3 separate regions of the Homo sapiens genome follow, and all the other regions are linked to region 3. Evidence: chromatin loops called from intact Hi-C (ENCODE). Cell type or tissue: endothelial cell of umbilical vein. All regions are shown on one strand.

Evidence for each region. A loop is a pair of places that touch in the nucleus more often than their neighbours do. Peaks named below come from ENCODE experiments on the same cell type or tissue, not always from the same donor. Only the 100,000 strongest peaks of a DNase experiment are listed, where the experiment ranks them.
Region 1: it touches region 3 in a loop (12-fold over the local background); 8 of 110 quality-filtered maps call a loop at or near these places.
Region 2: a loop joins it to region 3, with 8 times the contacts of the local background. A loop is called at or near these places in 104 of 110 quality-filtered maps.

The regions. Positions count from the first base shown.
Region 1 is chr19:47,076,686-47,081,685 of GRCh38, reverse strand. It overlaps ZC3H4 (zinc finger CCCH-type containing 4), which reads left to right. Exons shown (of 15, transcript NM_015168.2): 11 at 64-173. Among named protein-coding and RNA genes, the nearest start is that of TMEM160, 31 kb to the right of the region's middle. In endothelial cell of umbilical vein, a CTCF peak has its summit at 2,193 (motif pointing left); a DNase peak (open chromatin) is centred at 2,155; H3K27ac peaks cover 596 bases.
Region 2 is chr19:47,147,175-47,152,174 of GRCh38, reverse strand. It overlaps SAE1 (SUMO1 activating enzyme subunit 1), which reads right to left. Exons shown (of 9, transcript NM_005500.3): 3 at 1,800-1,973. Among named protein-coding and RNA genes, the nearest start is that of SAE1, 19 kb to the right of the region's middle. In endothelial cell of umbilical vein, a CTCF peak has its summit at 2,529 (motif pointing left); a DNase peak (open chromatin) is centred at 2,454; H3K27ac peaks cover 1,214 bases.
Region 3 is chr19:47,242,495-47,247,494 of GRCh38, reverse strand. LOC124904731 (a long non-coding RNA gene) reads left to right here and starts at 3,300. Exons shown (of 2, transcript XR_007067278.1): 1 at 3,300-3,437. RefSeq lists enhancers at 2,410-2,910, 3,110-4,103, 4,202-4,331, 4,402-4,541, a silencer at 3,256-3,305 and a cis regulatory region at 2,890-3,541. In endothelial cell of umbilical vein, a CTCF peak has its summit at 3,098 (motif pointing right); DNase peaks (open chromatin) are centred at 3,224 and 4,334; H3K27ac peaks cover 1,338 bases.

The DNA of each region.
Region 1 (5,000 bases), 170 kb after region 3:
GGTCTGTGGTGGGGGAGGGGGGCGTTCTGTGAGATGAAGCATTTACCTTAATTTGCCATGAACGTGATTTCCCGTGTAAGCTGTACCACACCACTGGGAACTGCATCAATGGTGACGACTGCATGTTTTCCCACGACCCTCTGACCGAAGAGACGAGGGAGCTCTTGGATAAGGTAATGTCCGGGGGTAACGGGGCCCCCGGCTACAGGAACTGGGACATGCGCACTCCATTGCCTCAGTGCTGTGGCCTGCCTGTCCAGCCTCTGCAGTGCCCAGTTTGGTTGATCTGGAATTGGGCCATTCTAAGGAGGACACGGGCACTGTGTCCTCTTCTGCAAGGAGTTGAGGTGGTCACATGTGTTGTCTTAGGCCAGGACAAGCTTTTGCTGTTTCCCCTGGGGCATGACCAAATGAAAGGAATGCTGCCTGATGGGCCTCCAAGCATGAATCGTGATCTCTTAGGTGTCATTTAGAGAGAGCTCACAATACACAAAGATACACGAATCACCTGTAACCCCAGCACTTTGGGAGGCCGAGGCAGGAGGATCAGTTGAGCTCAGGAGTTCAAGACCAGCCTAGGCATGTAGCAAGACGTTGTTTCTACTAAAAATAAATTAAAAAAAATTGGCTGGGCTGGGTGCAGTGGTTTATGCCTGTAATCCCAGCACTTTGGGAGGCCAAGGCAGGCAGATCAGTTGTACTTAGGGCAACATGGCAAAACCCCGTCTCTTAAAAAAAAAATACAAAAAACTTAACCGAGTGTGGTGGCTCACGCTTGTAATCTCAGCACTGTGGGAGTCTGAGGCGGGCAGATCACCTGAGGCCAGGTTCTCAAGACCTGCCTGGCCAACATGGCAAAACCTCATTGCTACTAAAAATATAAAAATTAGCTAGTTGTGGTGGCACATGCGTGTAGTCCCAGCTACTTAGGAGGCAGAGGTTGCAGTGAGCTGAGATCACACCACTGCATTCCATCCAGCCTGTGCAACAGAGTGAGACTGTGTCTCAAAAAAAAAAAAAAAATTAGCCAGGTATTGTGGCACATGCCTATGGTCCCAGCTACTCGAGAGGCTGAGGTGGGAGGATCTGTTGAGTCCAGGAGATTGAGGCTGCAGTGAGCCATGATCATGCCACTGCACTCCAGCCTGGGTAACAGAGCAAGACGCCATCTCCAAGAAAGACCACAAAAAACCAAAGATACACAAAGACGAGGCAAGGATTGTATTTTGGTGGAAAAGTCAAACGTTTCTTTGCAACTCTCAGGGCCCCCATTATGCATTAGAGAAAATAGAGGGAAGTTGGGGGTCTCTAAAGGGGAAGGCTCCCTTGGGGGAGGTGTCAGGGCTTCCCCACTAGCCAGGTGACATTTGAAACTCATCCTGGCATCAGTTGTCCTCCCTGAGGAGTCAGGCTGAGGACCTTGGGTTAGGGTTAAATACCCAAACATCAGTCCTGAGTTTCCTGATTCATCTGGGGAGTGAGTGGGTACGGGAACTGGTGCCCTTTCAAATGAAGCTTTCCTGCCTTCTAGTTCACAAGGAGGTTCTAGGAGATTGGCTATTTTTTTTGACAGTGGAAAGGATCAAGGCATCAGCACATCTGCCGGCTTCCAGAGTCCATCTGTCAGTGACTGTCTTGTTAACTGGTGGCAGGGGCACCCCTGTGAGGGGTGCAGGGGAAGCCCCATGCAAGCAGACGTAGGAGAATGTCCATTCCTCGTTGGCAGGGCGCCTGTAGGAAAAGGCAAGTCCCTCCGGGGAGCCTGCTGCCCTAGGGTTTTTTTGTTTTGTTTGTTTTTTGATACAGAGTCTCACTCTGTCACCCAGGCTGGAGTGCAGTGGCACAATCTCGGCTCCCTGCAACCTCTACCTCCTGGGTTCAAGCGTTTGTCCTGCCTCAGCCTCCCGAGTAGCTGGGACTACAGGCGCATGCCGCTGCGCCCAGCTATTTTCAGTAGAGACGGGGTTTCACCATGTTGGCCAGGTTGGTCTCGAACTACTGACCTTGTGATCCGCCCACCTTGGCCTCCCAAATCGCTGGGATTACAAGTGTGAGCCACAGCGCCTGGCATGCCCCAGGGTTATGTAATCAGTACATACCTAGGGTCTGAGCTGTTTGACAGGGGAAGCAGTGGCCAGTCAGGCCTCACGGCTCCTTGGGAGGACTCACTGATCTCTGACTGAGGACTGCCCCCTGCTGGAGGCTCCAGGTTTGTGCTTCAGGCCAGTGCTGCCCACAGGAGCACCACAGAATCACATCATTCATTTAAAATTTTCCAGTAGCCACATTAAAAAAAAAAAAAAAAGTAAAAAGAAACAGGTGAAATTACTTTTTTTTTCTTTTTTGAAGTGGCGTCTGGCCAGGCGCAGTGGCTCACTCCTGTAACCCCCCCACTGTGGGATGCCGAGGCAGACGGATCACCTGAGGTTGGGAATTCAAGACCAGCCTGACCAACATGGAGAAACCCCATCTCTACTAAAAATACAGAATTAGCCAGGCAAGGTGGTGCATACCTGTAATCCCAGCTACTCGAGAGGCTGAGGCAGGAGAATCGCTTGAACCCGGGAGGCGGTGGTTGCGGTGAGCTGAGATCGTGCCATTGCACTCCAGCCTGGGCAACAAGAGCGAGACTCTGTCTCAAAAAAAAAAAAATGGAAATGAAATGGAGTCTTGCTTTGTTGTCCAGGCTGGAGTGCAATGGCGCGATCTCTGCTCACCGCAACCTTCGCCTTCTGGGTTCAAGCGATTCTCCTGCCTCAGCCTCCACAGTAGCTGGGATTACAGGCGCCCACCACCACACCCGGCTAATTTTTGTTTGTTTGTTTTTGAGACGGAGTTTCACTCTTTCGCCCAGGCTGAAGTGCAATGGCACCATCTCGGCTCACTGCAACCTCTGCCTTCCAGGTTCAAGTGATTTCCTGTTTCAGCCTCCTGAGTAGCTGGGATTACAGGTGCCAGCCACCATGCCCAGCTGAGTTTTGTATTTTTAGTAGAGACAGGGTTTCACCCTGTTGGCCAGGCTGGTCTCAAATTCGTGATTAGTTTTGTATTCTTAGTAGAGACAGGGTTTCACCATGTTGGCCAGGCTGGTCTCGAATTCCTGATCCACCCACCTCGACAGGTGATCCACCCGCCCCGGCCTCCCAAAGTGCTGGGGTTACAGGTGTGCACCAATGCGCCTGGCTAATTTTTTGTTTTTTTTGAAACGGAGTCTCGCTCTGTTGCCAGGCTGGAGTGCAGTGGGCGTGGTCTCGGCTCACTGCAACCTCCGCCTCCTGGGTTCAAGCGATTCTCCTGCCTTGGCCTCCCAAAGTGCCGGGATTACAGGTGTGAGCCACCATGCCCGTCCGTGCCTGGCTAATTTTTGTATTTTTAGTAGAGATGAGGTTTTATCATGTTGGCCAGGCTGGTTTCAAACTCCTGACCTGAAATAAGCCACCTACCTCGTGAAATTAATTTTAACAATATATCTCATTTATCGCCAAACATAATTTTAGGAAATAATAAAAAATAATGAAAAAAATAGAGATAGTTTAGGGGGGCTTTTTGTATGTAGTTTCAACGGCTGGAAAAAAAATTTTTTAAGTGGCATTGGGATTATATTTGATCTCCCTTGGCTTCATGGAAGTGGGCACCTGTGAAGCCAACAGAGATTAAGTATAATGGTACTTGAGTCCGTTAAAAGTAAATTCTGTAGAGAGCAATATTTTCTGAAAGCAAAACTTGATGTTTGCAAAACTTAGAGGGTTGTAGATTTCTGCTTTGGAGTATGCACACAGACCTTTTTCCTGAAAATCCATACCTTCTTTTTTTTTTTTTTTTTTGTTTGAGACGGAGTTTTGCTCTTGTTGCCCAGGCTGGAGCACAGTGGCGCGATCTTGGCTCACCACGACCTCCGCCTCCCAGGTTCAAGCGATTCTCCTGCCTCAGCCTCCTGAGTAGCTGAGATTACAGGCATGTGCCATCACGCCCGGCTCATTTTTTGTGTTTTTAGTAGGGACGGGGTTTCTCCACGTTTGTCAGGCTGGTCTCGAACTCCCAACCTCAGGTGATCCACGCCCGCCTTGGCCTCCCACAGTGCTGGGATAACGGGCGTGAGCCACCATGCCTAGCTGAGAATCCATACCTTCTAAATTTATCTGAGTGCTTTAAGCAGTTCTTAGCATTTTATCTATGTTTTTGTGTGTCCTCTTTGGTACCAGTTTTTTTTTTTTTTTAAGACGGAGTTTCACTCTTGTTGCCAAGGCTGGAGTGCAATGATGCGATCTCGGCTCACTGCAACCTCCGCCTCCTGGGTTCAAGTGATTCTCCTGTCTCAGCCTCCTGAATAGATGGGATTACAGGTGCCTGACACACGCCTGGCTAATTTTTGTATTTTTAGTAGAGACAGGGTTTCACCATGTTAGCCAGGCTGGTCTCGAACACCTGACCTCAGGTGATCCACCCGCAGGCCTCCCAAAGTGCTGGGATTACAGGCATGAACCACCGCACCTGATATATAGTTCTGTGAGTTGTTTTTTTTTTCCAAGACGGAATCTCGCTCTGTCGTCCAGGCTGGAGTGCAGTAGTGCAGTGTTGGCTCACTGCAACCTCCGCCTCCCAGGTTCAAGCAGTTCTCTGCCTCTTGAGTAGCTGGGATTACAGAGGCCCGCCACCACATCCAGCTAATGTTTTTTTGAAAAAATTTTTTTTTGAGACGGAGTCTTGCTCTGTCACCCAGGCTGGAGTGCAGTGGTGCAACCTTGGCTCACTGTAGTTTCCGCCTCCCAGGTTCAAGCGATTCTCCTGCCTCAGCCTCCTGAGTAGCTGGGATTACAGGTGTGTGCCACCACGCCCGGCTAATTTTTATATATTTAGTAGAGACAGGGTTTCACCATGTTGATCAGGCTGGTCTCGAACTCCTGACCTCGTGATCTGCTCGGCTCTGCCTTCCAAAGTGCTGGGATTACAGGTGTGAGCCACTGCGCCCGGCCAGCTAATATTTTTGTATTTTTAGTAGA
Region 2 (5,000 bases), 95 kb after region 3:
TGATCATGGTCAAAAGACAACTTCCAAATTGCACATGCTTTCTCCTGAACAAAAGGACATTTTCACTTGATAGACCCTCTTTGCTGTTGTCTAGCAGCCTGAATACCGAAATAACACTCACAGAGAAATGTGTTCCTTTGGTGTTTCAAAGAATGCAGCCACCCAAGGAAAAATCCCATCTAAAAAGTAAGAAATCCACAGGTGAACATGCAACCAATTGATCAAATGGAACCCTGCAGAGTCTAAAGTAACTATAAAACCTGCAAGGACCAGCCAAACACGGCCTGCAAGGCGGTCAACATGGCCCCATGCACACGCATTACACAATCAACTGGCCTCACACTTCAGTTTTAACAAACCCTCTAACTCTACAAGTTCAAGGGACACCTGGCATAAAATAAATGTGGTTACTACAGATAAGAAAATGAAGACTTATGTCCAAATGGAAAGTGTCCCAATACCTCAAGTTAAAAAATAGAAGGGACTAGGAAAAAGAAAACAGGACAAATGCACAGATGATCCATCCTTCCAAGCCCATATTTGAACAGATGCACATATGAAATAGAAAAGTGTAAAAACGGGAGGCTGAGGCAGAAAACTGCTTAAACCAGGGAGGCGGAGGTTGCAGTGAGCCAAGATCATGCCACTGCACTCCAGCCTGGGCGACAGAGTGAGACTCCATCTCAAAAAAGAAAGAAAGAAAGAAAGAAAAGTGTAAAAAACAGGCCAGGTGCAGTGGCTCACACCTGTAATCCCACCACTTTGGGAGGCCGAGGCAGGTGGATTACCTGAGGTCAGGGGTTCAAGACCAGCCTGACCAACATGGTGAAACCCCATCTCTACTAAAAATACAAAAAATTAGCCCAGCATGGTGGTGAGTGCCTGTAATCCTAGCTACTTGGGAGGCTGAGGCAGGAGAATCACTTGAACCCAGGAGGCAGAGGTTGCCATGAGCCAAGATCGCACAATTGCACTCCAGCCTGGGCGACAAGAGCAAAACTCCATCTCAAATAAAAAAAGGTGCAAAAAAAAAAAACTACCCAACCCAAATTCTAACCTCTCATGTAACATACTGGGGCCTTTCATTTAAAAAACTAGTAGCTCATCTATGACTATTTCACATTTATCAAGATTTGTTAAGCTTTTCCAGAATGCAGGGAACTATGTCTGAAAGGTTGCAGATATTGACAAAGAATTTATCCTTTCACCTCCGCATAGATTTGGCAGTGAAACTAAATGAGGCTGGATATGCCTCATTTGACTTACGACTACAGTGATTTTTCTCTAGTTATCCATGGCAACATGGTCAATGTGACTGTGAGAAACAGACAGACAGACATAGATCAAGATCAGGTGTGCTTTTCTTAAGACAAAACACAAGCTGTAGTTTGATATTTCTAACAAAAAAATGCCGCTGCCACAGAAATTAATCACCAACTTGTTAAGTTTTCGGAAGAAAACATTTGCAATAACATGGATTAAAGTTATGTGCAAAGATTCTGGAAGGAAGACAAAACACCAAAGACGAAACCTGGCTGAGGGAACATATGCCCAGAGAAGAAGCCAGCAGACAGCAAGTCACCAACAACTACAGCAGATGCAACAGACTGGACCTCTCTAGCAACACATTCACACAATATACTAAGCCTAAACAATAGAACAGCTTATACATTTTCTTGGGAAAAAGCTCAGAATTTGATATTTGAATGCTCTCAGATTGCTTTGGGATTTGAAAGTATATACAACTAGCACCTTAATTTGTTTAATTCCCACAGCAGATTTTATAATAAGAAACTTACAGCATCGAATTGAGTGAAAAATGACTCTGGTTTCTTCTCTATATCCTCAGTGTCCACCTTCACATCCACCATGGGGTTGAGATTCTGAGCTCGCTCCAAAGAGGCTTCAGCCCTATTTCGGCCAACAGACCCAGTACGAATCAAGAACTGAGCTCCGGGATCTTCTGGAGTTACCTAGGAATAATACACATATTTTTTTAAGTCTTGTATTTTTAGGGAAAATAAATCTTAAAAAGAATCTTTAAATTTTAAAGGATAGCTAAAATACCTACCACCTAAATTTTTTTTTTTTTTTTTTTTTGAGACAGTCTTGCTCTGTCACCAGGCTGGAGTGCAGTGGCATGATCTCGGCTCATTGCAACCTCCGCCTCCTGGGTTCAAATGATTCTCCTCCTGCCTCAGCCTCCCAAGTAGCTGGGACTACAAGCACGCACCACCACAACAGCTAATTTTTGTATTTTTAGTAGAGACAGGGTTTCACCACGTTTGCCAGGATGGTCTCAATCTCTTGACCTCGTGATCCGCCTGCCTCAGCCTCCCAAAGTGCTGAGATTACAGGCATGAAACACTGTGCACAGCCCTAAAATGTATTACTGTTCCTGTAGCAATTTGCCTTATGCAGGCTTCCTTCTAAGGCTTTAAAATGACTTTAAACTTTTTTTAAACTGGTCATTGATGGTTAAAGAGCACCCCCTTGTGTTTATAAAGAAAATTCACTGTCAACAAAAAAATCCATGCTTTCTTCTTCTATGCAAATTTGTAACTGCTAACAAATGACTGATTAACAGTGGCAAGAATTGACTAAATACTTAGCATGTGCCCAACTATAAGCATTTGGGGAAATACACAAGTAGTTTAAAGGATTAAATCTCTGTCTTCCAGTGGTTTAAAACTAGACCAGTGTGGGCAGGGCACGGTGGCTCACACCTGTAATCCCAGCACTTTGGGAGGCCGAGGCAGGAGGATCACCTGAGGTCAGGAGTTTGAGACCAACCTGGCCAACATGGTGAAATGCCATCTCTACTAAAAATACAAAAATAAGCCAGGTGTGGTGGTGTGTGCCTGTAATCCCAGCTACCCAGGAGGCTGAGGCAGGAGAATCACTTCAACAGGGGAGGCGGAGGTTGCAGTGAGCTGCGATTGCACCACTGTACTCCAGCCTGGGCAACAGAGCAAGACTCCGTCTCAAAAAAAAAAAAAAAAAAAAAAAAAGTAGACCAGTGCAGCCTGGCACAGTAGCTCACATCTGTAATCCCAGCAATTTGGGACGCCAAAGCAGGAGGATCACTGCTTGAGGCCAGGAGCTCAAGACTAGCCTGGACAACACAGAGAGGCCCTCTCTCAAAAAACAACAAAAATTGCAACCTCATGAGAAAACTTAAAAAAAAAATCAAACTTGTGCAAAAATCAGACACAATTAAGAATGCTTGAAATGAACTTTTAAAAAACATAGATAGACTATGGCCAGGTGCGGTGGCTCACGCTTGTAATCCCAGCACTTTGGGAGGCCGAGGCAGGCAGATCACCTGAGGTCCAGAGTTCAAAACCAGCCTGACCAACATGGTGAAACCCCATCTCTACTAAAAATACAAAATTAGCCGGACGTGGTGGCACACGCCTGTAATTCCAGCTACTCGGGAGGCTGAGGCAGGAGAATCGCTTGAACCTGGGAGGCAGACGCTGCATTGAGCCCAGGTCGTGCCACTGCACTCCAGCCTGGGCAACAGAGTGAGACTCTGTCTCAAAAAAAAAAAAAAAGAACTCAGAGAGGTGGAGAGATGAGTGGGGACTGGAACAGAGGAATTATTTCACCCCTAAGGCTGAACATCAGCAGAGCAGAGCCTCAAAGACAGGATAATATAATCCCCTAATAGCCACCAGTAAGATTACAGATTCCATACTGCTCTCAAAGTATTTCTTCACACATCAAACATCTAATTTAACCATTAATCTCTGCAAATAACCTTGCCACCTTCACCAAGACTAGGTACAACAGAAGTAATCTCCCCTCAACACCTCCTACCAACCATCCACAGCACACTCTCTATCTTACTACCTTCTCCTCCAAGAAAATGAGCTGGCCCACTTCCCATTCTAGGCTAACCCTGTATCCTTGACCCATTCCATCCTGCTTCTTCAGGGATCTCATTATGTGCTGAGAAGCTGTACCACACAATGGTTAACAGTAAGGCTCTGAAATAATTCAGGCTGGATTCAATCTTTGATTCAAATCCTGGCTCAACAACTGTGTGAACCTCAGCAAGAATGTGGGAATCCCATATAAAACGAGGACATGGATAAAAACGTACAGTTGAGGGCCACGCGTGGTGGCTCACGCCTGTAATCCCAGCACTTTGGGAGGCCAAGGCAGGCAGATCACGAGGTCAGGAGATCGAGACCATCCTGGCTAATACGGTGAAACCCCATCTCTACTAAAAAATACAAAAAAATTAGCCAGGCGTGGTGGTGGGCGCCTGTAGTCCCAGCTACTAGGGAGGCTGAGGCAGGAGAATGGTGTGAACCCGGGAGGCAGAGCTTGCAGTGAGCCAAGATCGCGCCACTGCACTCCAGCCTGGGCAACAGAGCGAGACTCTGTCTCAAAAAAAAAAAAAAATACAGTTGAGGCTGGGCACGGTGGCTCACACCTGTAAACCCAGCAGCTTGGGAGGCTGAGGTGGGTGGATCACTTGAGGTCAGAAGTTCGAGACCAGCCTAGCCAACATGGTGAAACCCCATCTCTACTAAAAATACAAAAATTAGCCGGGTGTGGTGGCACACGCCTGTAATCCTAGCTACTTGGGAGGCTGAGACAGGAGAATCACTTGAACCCAGGAGGCGGAGGTTGCAGTGAGCCAAGATCTCACCACTGCACTCCGGCCTGGGCGACAAGTGAGACTCCATCTCAAAAAAACAAACAAAAAAAACATATAATTGAGCCCAGAAAGTTCAAGACCAGCCTGAGCAACAATCATGAAACCCAGTCTCTACAAAAAATACAAAAAATTAGCCAGGTGTGGTGGCGTGCACCTGTAGTCCCAACTACTGGGAGGCTTAAGTGGGAGAATACCCTGAGCCCAGGAAGTTAAGGCTACAGTGAGCCATGATCATGCCCACTGCATTCCGGCAAGGGTAACAGTGAGACTGCCTCAAAAAAAAAAAAAAAAAAAAAAAAAAAACCCATACACATACAATTATCATTTC
Region 3 (5,000 bases):
TACTTTGTGCCGGGCCTCCTTCTAGTTTCCCGATCTGTGAAATGGGAATTAGAATGTCCCTGCCGCCATGGAGCTCACTTTCTCCAGAAGACAGACAACAAACAGCTAAACAAAGGAATAGGTAGAGGCCAGGCGCGGTGGTTCAGGCCTGTAGTCCCAGCACTTCGGGAGGCTAAGGCCAGAGGATCGCTTGAGGCCAGGAATTCGAGACCAGCCTGGGTAACATAATGAGACCTCCCCCCCCCCATCTCTACAAAAAAATTTAAAATTAGCCAGGCGTGGTGGTGTGCACCTGTGGTCCCAGGTACTTGGGAGGCTGAGGAAGGAGGATCATTTAAGCCCAGGAGTTGGGCATCTGGGCAACATAGTAAGACCCTCTCTCTAAAAATAAAATAAATAAAATACAAAATAAAATATAAAATTTAAAAAGGCCTGGAGTGGTTCGAGGCCAGCCTGAGTGACATGGTGAGACACTGTCTCTACTAAAAATACAAAAATTAGCCGGGCATGGTGGTGCGGGCCTGTAATCCCAGCTACTCAGGAGACTGAGACACGAGAGTCACTTGAACCTAAGAGGCAGAGGTCGCAGTGAGCTGAGATTGTGCCACTGCACTCCAGCCTGGGCGACAGAGCAAGACTCTGTCTCAAAAATAAATAGAATAAAATATAAAAGAAATTAAAAAGAAAAAATTAGCAGGGCATGGTGGCACACACCTGTGGTCCCAGCTACTCAGGAGGCTGAGGTGGGAGGCTCACTTGAGCCCAGGAGGTTGAGATTACAGTGAGCTGTGATCACACCACTGCTCCGCTTGGGCAACAGAGCAAGACACTGTCTTAAAAAAAATAAGGCCATGTATAGTGGCTCATGCCTATAATCCCAGCACTTTGGGGGGGCGGAGGCAGAAGGATCACCTGAGCCCAGGAGTTATAGACCAGCCTGGGCACCATGGGGAGACCTCATCTCTACAAAATAATATAAAATTAGCTGGCCATGGTGGCACAAGAAGGTAGTCCCAGCTATTCAGGAGGGAGGCTGAGGTGGGAGGATTGCTTAGGCCTGGAAGGTTGAGGCTGCAGTGAGCCATGTTCACACCTCTGCACTCCAGCCTGAGTGACAGAGTGAGACCCTGTCTAAAAAAAAAGAAAAAGGCTGGACACAGTGGCTCATACCTGTAATCCCAGCACTTTGGGAGGCCGAGGCGGGTAGATCACGAGGTCAGGAGATGGAGACCATCCTGGCTAACTCAGTGAAACCCGTCTCCACTAAAAATACAAAAAATTAGCCAGGCCTGGCGGCGTGCGCCTGTAGTCCCAGCTACTCAGGAGATTGAGGCAGGAGAACGACGTGAACCCAAGAGGTGGAGCTTGCAGTGAGCAGAGATCATGCCACTGCACTCCACCCTGGGCAACACAGCAACAAGACTCCATCTCAAAAAAAAAAAAGGGGGCCAGGCGCGGTGGCTCATGCCTGTAATCCCAGCACTTTGGGAGGCCGAGGTGGGTGGATTATGAGGTCAGGAGTTTGAGACCAGCCTGACCAACATGGTGAAACCCTGTCCAACATGGTGAAACCCCGTCTCTACTAAAAATACAAATATTAGCCGGGCATGGTGGCACGTGCCTGTAATCCCAGCTACTCAGGAGGCTGAGGCAGGAGAATCGCTTGAACCCAGGAGGCAGAGGTTGCAGTGAGCTGAGATCGTGCCGCTGCACTCCAGCCTGGGCAACAGAGCAAGACTCCATCTCAAACAAACAAACAAACCTATATATATATATATATATATATATATATGTGTATAAAAATCTTGAATCCTACCACAGCTCCCGTCTCTGCTTCCTGGATCTATGGATGGTCATAAGGATGTAACCAGGTCATGTATGTAAAGCTCTGAATCGGCACGGAGCCTAGCACACAGTAGGTGAACTCAGAGAGCTGCCATGATGATGATGATGACAATTGGTCTCTCAGAACCTTCATCCTTCCGGCTGCCCCCTAAACGCCTCTCTGTCCTTCACATCCACATCCAGTACCTCAGCCAATCCCATCTGCTCGCTCTCTCTTTCTTTCTTCTCTCTCCTTCCTTCCTTCCTTCCTTGCTTTCTTGCTTTCTTGCTTGCTTGCTTTCTTGACAGACTCTCGCTCTGTCACCCAGACTGGAGTGCAATGATGTGATCTCGGCTCACTGCAACCTCCCACTTCCAGGTTCAAGTGATTCTCCTGCCTCAGCCTCCCAAGTAGCTGGGATTACAGGCACGCACCACCACACCCAGCTAATTTTTGTATTTTTGGTAGAGATGGGGTTTCGCCATGTTGGCCAGGCTGGCCTCGAACTCCTGTCCTCAAATGATCCTTCTGCATCGGCCTCCCAAAGTGCTGGAATTACAGATGTGAGCCACCGCGCCCGGCGGCAAATAGCACTTTTTCAAAGACACCATCCCTCAACACTCCTGACGGCCCTTCCCTGCTTCCTTTTTCTACTTGAAGTTTCGCTTTGTATTGTTACTGTGTTCTCCTGGTGTGTGGTCTGCCACAGACCAGAGTGTCAGTCCCATGAAGGCAGGATTTGTATCCATTTTGCTCACAGCTGTATCCTCATGCCTACAACTGCACCAGTGCCTGGCACAGGGGAGACTCTGTGGTAATTGCTGAATGAGTGGATATAAGAATAAATGGGGCCAGGCGTGGTGGCTCACGCCTGTAATCCCAGCACTTTGAGAGGCCGAGGCGGGTGGATCACGAGGTCAAGAGATCGACACCATCCTGGCCAACATGGTGAAACCCTGTTTCTACTAAAAATACAAAAATTAGCCGGGCATGGTGGCAGGCGCTTGTAGTTCCAGCTACTCAGGAGGCTGAGGCAAGGAGAATCGCTTGAACCCGGGAGGCAGAGGTTGCAGTGAGCCGAGATCGCGCCACTGCACTCCAGCCTGGGCGACAGAGCGAGACTCCGCCTCAAAATATATATATGTATAGTCCATCTCCCCTGGTGGTTGTGAGGATGAATTGGGTTTGTATTTGCAGGCTTCCTGAGCTGGCGACATCGTCTGGTGCAAAGGTGGGCTTTTTGCGCGGCGCCTGTGCTTCCGCCTTCTGCCGCTCGGGGGCAGCAGGCGTCCGGCGGATTCGCCCGCGCGGCCGGGCCGGGAAAGGAGCGGGGGCAAGTCCGCAGGAGGAAGCTGATGAAATCCTGGCCAACTCGCAGTGAGCTCATCCCGCCCGGGCGCCTCCGGAAGCCACGGGGCCGCCCGGCCTCCGCCTGGCCCGAGCGATAAAGCTCTCGTGCCGAACCAGGGCGGGAAGTCCTTCCTGAAGTCTGCCCTGCGTGGGGCCTGCTGCCAGAAGCCTGGGCCGGAGGGGAGGGGCGAGGACGAAGTAGCGAACCGTCCGCTGGCTGTCTTAGAAGGATGAAAAGTGAATTCTGAGCCTGGCTGTGGGAGTAAGAGAGAGGGCATCGGGGAAGGGAGAGGGGGGCGGGAGAGACAGAGACAAGAGGTGGGAGAGACGACAGGAAGAAGAGACAAAGGTGGGGAGACTGAGGCAGAGGAGGGAGAGAGAGAGAGACAGAATCCAGGAGGGACAGCTGAGAGAGTCAGATGGAGCGACAGAGACAGAGATGGGGGAGACAGAGACACGGAGAGACAGAGATGATGGAGACAGAGACTGGGAGAGACAGAGATGATGGAGACAGAGACTGGGAGAGACAGAGATGATGGAGACAGAGACAGGGAGAGACAGAGATGATGGAGACAGAGACTGGGAGAGACAGAGATGATGGAGACAGAGACAGGGAGAGACAGAGATGATAGAGACAGATGGCAGAGACAGAGGTAGCGGAGAGAGACTAGGAGAGACAGAGGTGGCGGAGACAGAGACGGGGAGAGACAGCAGTGGTGGAGACTGATGGGAGAGACAGATGGAAGAAACAGAGAGGGGATATGAGAGACAGAGACAAAGGCAGAGAGATCTACAGGGAGACAGAGACAGGAGAGATAAACATGGGAAAGAGAGAGACAGAGAGACCCAGCGAGTGGCAGAGATAGGGGAGTCAGGAGCGACGCAAGGGTGTGGGAGATGGAGTCAAAGTAGGGGGTCAGAGGTGCCGAGCTGGAGGTGAGGGAGACGGGGCGAGGGGGCCGGGGAGGGGCGCTCGGGGCGGGCCTGCGAAATCGGGGCGGGGAGGGGCGGGGCGGGCCCCGGAGGGGCGGGGCGGGCCCCTCCCCCTCCCCGCCCTCCCAGCCCCCAGCCCGGAGCCCCGCGGCTGCGGCGCGGGCCGAGTCTCCAAGTTACCAAGTTACCGCAGGATTCGGGAGCTTCTCACTGGCGCGGCCGCGGCCAATCAGAGAGCAGCGCCGCTGTTCTCGGGCAGGAGGCCTGGAGACACGCGCACCTTCCCCCGACACCCAGCGAAGCGCGCTGACATACAATCACAGCGGCGCGCACACACACACACACACCGTCCCAGAGACAAGCAGCGTCGCCCACCGCACATACACAATCACAATGACACACACAGCGACAGACACACAGGTCCCAGGAACACGCAGACACACAGCATCACAGAGACACACAAAATATCAGTGACAGCCGGGCACGGTGGCTCAGGCCTGGCACGGTGGCTCAGGCCTGTAATCCCAGCATTTTGGGAGGTCGAGGCGGGTAGATCACTTGAGGTCGGGAGTTTGGGACCAGCCTAACCAATGTGGTGAAGCTCCGTCTCTAGTGTGGTGGCATGCACCTGTAGTCCCAGCTACTTGGGAGGCTGAGGCAGGAGAATCGCTTGAGCCCAGGAGGTGGAGGTTGCAATGAGCCAAGGTCGCTGCCACTGCACTCCAGCCTGGACAACAAGAGCAAAACTCCGTCTCAAAAAACAAAACAAAACAAAACAAAAAAACAACTTAGTGACACAGACAGTCCCAGGACACATAGCACTCCCCAGACCCACAACCACAGGCACACACAGTGCTGCCCAGGCACATGCAATCTCCATGAGGTATGCACA